2 separate regions of the Homo sapiens genome follow, and region 1 is linked to region 2. A link is an interaction called in ENCODE POLR2A ChIA-PET data of the cell type or tissue named here. Cell type or tissue: A673. All regions are shown on one strand. Each heading gives the region's core, and the rest is flanking DNA. Links, peaks and the distances in the headings are about the cores only.

Evidence for each region. Peaks named below come from ENCODE experiments on the same cell type or tissue, not always from the same donor. Only the 100,000 strongest peaks of a DNase experiment are listed, where the experiment ranks them.
Region 1: POLR2A ChIA-PET joins it to region 2 with 6 read pairs; 15 of 35 experiments call an interaction of 5 or more read pairs at or near these places.

The regions. Positions count from the first base shown.
Region 1 is chr17:80,199,616-80,202,513 of GRCh38, reverse strand. CARD14 (caspase recruitment domain family member 14) reads right to left here. Exons shown (of 24, transcript NM_001366385.1): 17 at 644-770; 18 at 94-334. It also overlaps a transcript of SGSH not described here. Among named protein-coding and RNA genes, the nearest start is that of SGSH, 19 kb to the left of the region's middle. In A673, for the core only: no CTCF peak of the experiment used is centred there; no DNase peak of the experiment used is centred there.
Region 2 is chr17:80,273,486-80,276,383 of GRCh38, reverse strand. All of the region lies in intron 3 of RNF213 (ring finger protein 213), which reads right to left. Among named protein-coding and RNA genes, the nearest start is that of RNF213, 14 kb to the right of the region's middle. RefSeq lists an enhancer at 1,748-2,346. In A673, for the core only: no CTCF peak of the experiment used is centred there; no DNase peak of the experiment used is centred there; H3K27ac peaks cover 425 bases.

The DNA.
Region 1 (2,898 bases), core at 162-2,661, 74 kb after region 2:
ATTGCTGGGCAGGAGGAGGAAGCCGAGGCAGGCTGGGTGCCATTTCCCTGTGGGCCTCTCTGGGGACGCACCGAGCTCGAGGCAGCTGCTCACCTGGAGTAGTTGGGGATGGTGCCGTGCGCGGCAGTATCCTTCATGGTGTAAGAGTTCACGCGGTGGGCATGCCAGCAGCCGCAGCCCTGGAACATGGTGTCGGTGACGTGCAGGACCTCGTTGCAATGCACCTGCAGCTCCCCTTTGGCCCTGCCCTCCATGGCCAGGTTGACCCGGATGTAGAATGAGTCCCCCGAGGTCGCCACTTTGGCCTCCAGGTCCTGGAGTAGCCTCTTATAACCTGATAAAAGGGGACATGAGCCACAGATGAGCCACAGATACGAGCCTCTGCGAGGAAGGTTGCAGAAAATTAAAGTAGGAGAGAAGGAAGGACCCTCCCAGTCTCAGAAGCTGCTCTGGCACTGGAGTCAGTGGGTGGGAGGTTTCCAGCTGGCTTGGGGGCCTCCTGGGGACCTGGGGCACAGCCTGGCTGATCCTCTCTTGGCTCTGGGGGTCCCTGGCTGCTGGGCGTGCAGAAGAACCACCAGGGACTTAAGGGTCATGGAGTCTGGCCAGGCAGCTGTGCACACGAGAGGAGTGGTATGTGTACCGTCCGTGTTGACCTTCACAGACAGGCAGCAGAAGCCGTCCACCCTCCTGAGAAGCCCCACGGCCTCCTCCAGGGTCGTGTCCTCCAGGACTGCCTTGAACAAGGGCTCTGAGGCTTCGTAATCAACCTGAGGGCAAGTCGAGAAGGTCAGTCTCTTTCCCCCGGGACTCTGAATCCAGCCAGAAGACAGAAGGCGCTGAGGGCACTGAGGCGAGGCGCGGGCCAGCCCTGCCGTAGGACCACTGCCTGCACGCCTTGGTCAAAACAAAGCCACACACCAGAGCCTCTGTGGGGCCTTCACACCTCTAGTGATGCGTGCTACACATAGTGCTGGCCAGAGAGTCAACTGCCAACCCTTCCCCAGTCGAGATCGGGGGTTCTTTGTGATAAGCACTTTCCTGTCTTGAAAAAGAAAAGAAAAGAAAAGAAAGAACCTCGGTTCTAGAACATTCAAGAGCATTCTAGATAGAGGTTTCTTAGCCTTGGGATCATTCTGTGCTGCTGCGGGCTATACCGGGCCCTACAGGATGCTGAGTGGCATCCCTGGCCTTCACCTACCCGATGCCCTGGCTCTCCACCCACAGCCTTCCCCACTGTGAAGGCCCACCCCCCAGGGCTTCCACCATCCACTTCATTTCTTCTCAATATTGTTCTAAGCTTAGGAGAGTAGATATTTTTACAATAAAAATTAAGATGTGTTTTAACACCATTAGAATCTAATTGGCCCCCTTAGGATATCGGGACTATCTCCCTGAACATCGTCAAGGGGCTCTGTTGCTTGAACTACCTCAGAGCTGATAATTGGGAACCTTAAGAGCAGGGTTCCCCAACCCCTGGGCCACATACTGGTACTGGTCCATGGTCCATCAGGACCCGGGTCACACAGCAGGAGGGGCGTGGTGGGCAAGTGAGCATTACGGCCTCAGCTCCACCTCCTGTCAGCTCAGCACAGCAGTAGATTCTCAGAGGAGCATGAGCCCTATCGTGAACTGTGCAAGTGAGGGATCTAGGTTTCACGCTCCTTATGAGAATCTAATTCCTGATGATCTGTTACCGTCTCCCATCACCCCCAGATGGGACCGTCTAGTTGCAGGAAAACAAGCTCAGGGCTCCCACTGATTCTGAATTATGGTTCAGTGTATGATTCTTTCATTACATATTACAGTGTAATAATAATAGAAATAAAGTGTACAATCAATGTAACGTGCTTGAATCATCCCAAAACCATCCCCCACAACCCGGTCTGTGGAAAAGTTGTCTTCCATGAAGCCGGTCTCTGGTGCCAAAAAGGTTGGGGACTGCTGCTTAAGAGGACAACTAGAAATGTAAAGAAGGGCTGGGCATGGTGGCTGATGCCTGTAATCCCAGCACTTTAGGAGGCTGAGGTGGGTGGATCACTTGAGGTCAGGAGTTCGAGATCAGCCTGGCCAACATGGTGAAGCCCTGTCTCTACTAAAAATACAAAAGTTAGCCGGGTGTGGTGGCGGGCACCTGTAATCCCAGCTACATGGGAGGCTGAGGCAAGAGAATCGCTTGAACCCAGGGGGTGGAGGTTGCAGTGGGCCAAGATCGAGCCACTGCACTCCAGCCTGGGCGACAGAGCAAGACTCTGTCTCAAAAAAAAAAAAAAAAAAAAAAAAATGACATGTAAAGAAAGGCTTCCCGGGTCATGTGGAGGACGTGAAGGACGCTTGAATTAGGTGCTCCATGTGCTATCATTGGAGCCCTAGGGGAGCTCAGCATTTGGACAGCCTGTTCCAAGGGGGCAGTGAGGGGTGCATGGAACACTCCTGCCTGAGGGGTTCAGACGCATCCTCTCCCCGCCTCTGTGCTCACCTTCCCACCCCAGAGCCCCCATCCCCAGTCCCCTCCTGGAGGCCGCAGGGTGAGCCTCTGGAATGAGGTGAAGCCCATCTTGCACATTTCTTGGTTTAAAATTTTTTTCATATTAAGAAAGCACTGTGCTTTCCTTTTTCTTTTCTTTTTTTCTTTTTTGAGACCGAGTCTCACTCTGTCACCCAGGCTGGAGTGCAGTGGCACCATCTCAGCTCACTGCAACCTCCGCCTCCCAGGTTCAAGTGATTCTCCTGCCTCAGCCTCCTGAGTAGCTGGGATTATAGATACCAGCTATTTTTTTTTTTTTTTTGTATTTTTAGTAGAAACGGGGTTTCACCATGTTGTCCAGGCTGGTCTCAAACTCCTAACCTCAGGTGATCTGCCTGCTCCAGCCTCCCAAAGTGCTGGGATTACAGGCA
Region 2 (2,898 bases), core at 102-2,601:
TCACGCCCGTAATCCCAGCACTTTGGGAGGCTGAGGTGGGCAGAGCACCTGAAGTCAGGAGTTCAAGACCAGCCTGACCAACATGGAGAAACCCCGTCTCTACTAAAAATACAAAATTAGCCAGACATGGTGGTGCATGCCTGTAATCCCAGCTAGCTGGGAGGCTGAGGCAGGAGAATCGCTTGAACCCGGGAGGTGGAGGTTGCTGTGAGCCAAGGTCACGCCATTGCACCCTAGCTTGGCAACAGGAGCGAAACTCCATCTCAAAAATAAATAAATAAATAAATAAAACAAAAAATAAATAAATAAATAAATAAATAAAGTCTATGTTCCTTTGGCTTGTTGCCAATTAGTAGTTTGATAGAGATTTCCTTAAACACCTACAGCCAAAACATGGAAAAGAAAAAAGAAAAAAAAAAACTGGCCAGGCATGGTGGCTCACGCCTGTAATCCCAACATTCTGGGAGGCCGAGGCGGGTGGATCACAAGGTCAGGAGATCGAGACCATCCTGGCCAACATGGTGAAACCCCGTCTCTACCAAAAATACAAAAAATTAGCCAGGCGTGGTGGCGGGTGCCTGTAGTCCCAGCTACTCCGGAGGCTGAAGTAGGACAATCACTTGAACCTGGGAGGCAAAGGTTGCAGTTGAGCTGAGATGGCGCCACTGCACTCCAGCCTGGGCAAAGGAGTGAGACTCCATCTCAAAAAAAAATAAAATAAAATAAAGAAAAAATAATACTCTCTCAGTCTCTGTAGACTGGCCCTGAGTTGGGACACTCCTCCCACACTCAGCCTTCCTTCCAGCCTGCACTGAGGTCTTCTCAGGTCTTTTTCGAGTGCGTCCTGCTCGAGCATTTGTGTGGCTTTCTAGATTCCTCATTATTCATGGAAACTTTTCAAAATTTTATTCCCCCAAGTAACTCAATTCTTAGCTTTTCCTCTGTCTTTGGGCGGGTTTATTGTTTGCCCCAGATGGCAAAGGGTTTATTCATTTGCCTTCAATGTTTTCAAGGAACACCATCCGTACTGCCACTTTCCCACTCTGACAGAGTTCCAAATTAGGCATAAAAAGGGAGTTACCCAAACCTTCCGCATCCCATGTGCTCCAGGCTTGGGGGTGGCCTTGGCTGCTCTGGAAGGGATTATTCTCCAAGGGAATGACACAAGCACACACACACCCCACTCCCACACACCCCAACATACACACACATCCCACTCACCCCACACACACTCCCAACACACACACACCACTCACACACACCCAACACGCACACACCCAACACACACACACCCAACACACCCCACTCACACACCCCCAACTCACACACCAACACACACCCCCAACACACACACACCCCACTCACACACCAACTCACATACCCCAACACATACACACACATCCAACACACACACCCCAACACACACACCCCCCACTCACACACCCAACACACACACCCCACTCACACCCCACTCACACACCCCCAACACACACACATCCCATTCACACCACTCACACACCCCCCAACACACACCCCACTCACCCCCCACTCACCCCCCACAGACACCCCCCTCACCCCCCACTCACCCCACTCATCCCCCACAGACACCCCACTCACACCCCACACTCACCCCACTCACCCCCCACAGACACCCCACTCACCCCCCACACTCACCCCACTCACCCCCCCCAGACACCCCACTCACCCCCCACACTCACCCCACTCACCCCACACACTCACCCCACACCCCCCACAGACACCCCACTCACCCCCCACACTCACCCCACTCACCCCCCACAGACCACAGCACTGCGGCTGCATCACTTCCCACCATAGCCCAACCATGGAGTGCCACCTACAAGGAACGACAGACAGAAAGCCAGCCCCAGTGCAGACACAGAAAGACAGCTTCCCCTTCTCCGTGCCCAGCAAGAAACCCGGGAGCTGACACTGCCCTCTGGGTCTTCCCAGGCCGCGCTAGAGCCCAGGAGCCCTTCTCTTCCAACCATTCTCCTTGAACATGTCCAGGACGCTCCCCTCGAAAGCCTCGCCTAGTGCTCCAACTGGGAATCTTAACAAGGACGCATTCTCTTGGTGTCTAACGCCTAAGAGGCTGTTCAAGGCCAGAGGGAGCCAAAAGGTGGCTCAGCCATACCCTTCCAAGAAGGGTAACCTGCCAGCCAGCACATTTCCAGAGCACCCACCCCACACCCAAAGCTTCAAAGCCCCTCTGGGCACGCACCCTCAATGCAGAGGCCTACAGAAGCGCAAGACACGCACCCAGCGGACGCTCAGGTCCCTGCCCCGAAGCAGCAAGGCACCTCTGAGCTTGCACCCTCAATGCAAAGAGACCCACAGAAGCTTGGGACACAGATACACACGGCAGAAGCTCAGGCCCCACCCCAGCCACAGCTTCTGGGAGACACACGAGTATTGGGTCTGGTAGAAAGAAAAGGAAGGTGGAGGCCGGGCGCGGTGGCTCACACCTGTAATCCCAGCACTTTGGGAGGCCGAGGTGGGTGGATCTCCTGAGGTCAGGAGTTTGAGACCAACCTGACCAACATGGTGAAACCCCGTCTCTACTAAATACAAAAAAATTAGCTGGTCGTGGTGGTGCATGCCTGTAGTCCCAGCTACTTGGGAGGCTGAGGCAGGAGAATTGCTTGAAACCAGGAGGTGGAGGCTGCAGCGAGCCGAGATCGCACCACTGCACTCCAGCCTGGGCAACAAGAGCGAAACTCTGTCTCAAAAAAAAAAAAAAAAAAAAAAAGACGGTGGAGGCCCCAGGGGGTCTGGAACCCACAGACTCCAGCCAGAGATGAATCAGGTGCAGAAGGGGCAGCTCTGCTGCTGCCCTGTGGGCAGGTTCAATGGGCTGGGCCATGGTGGCATTTTCGG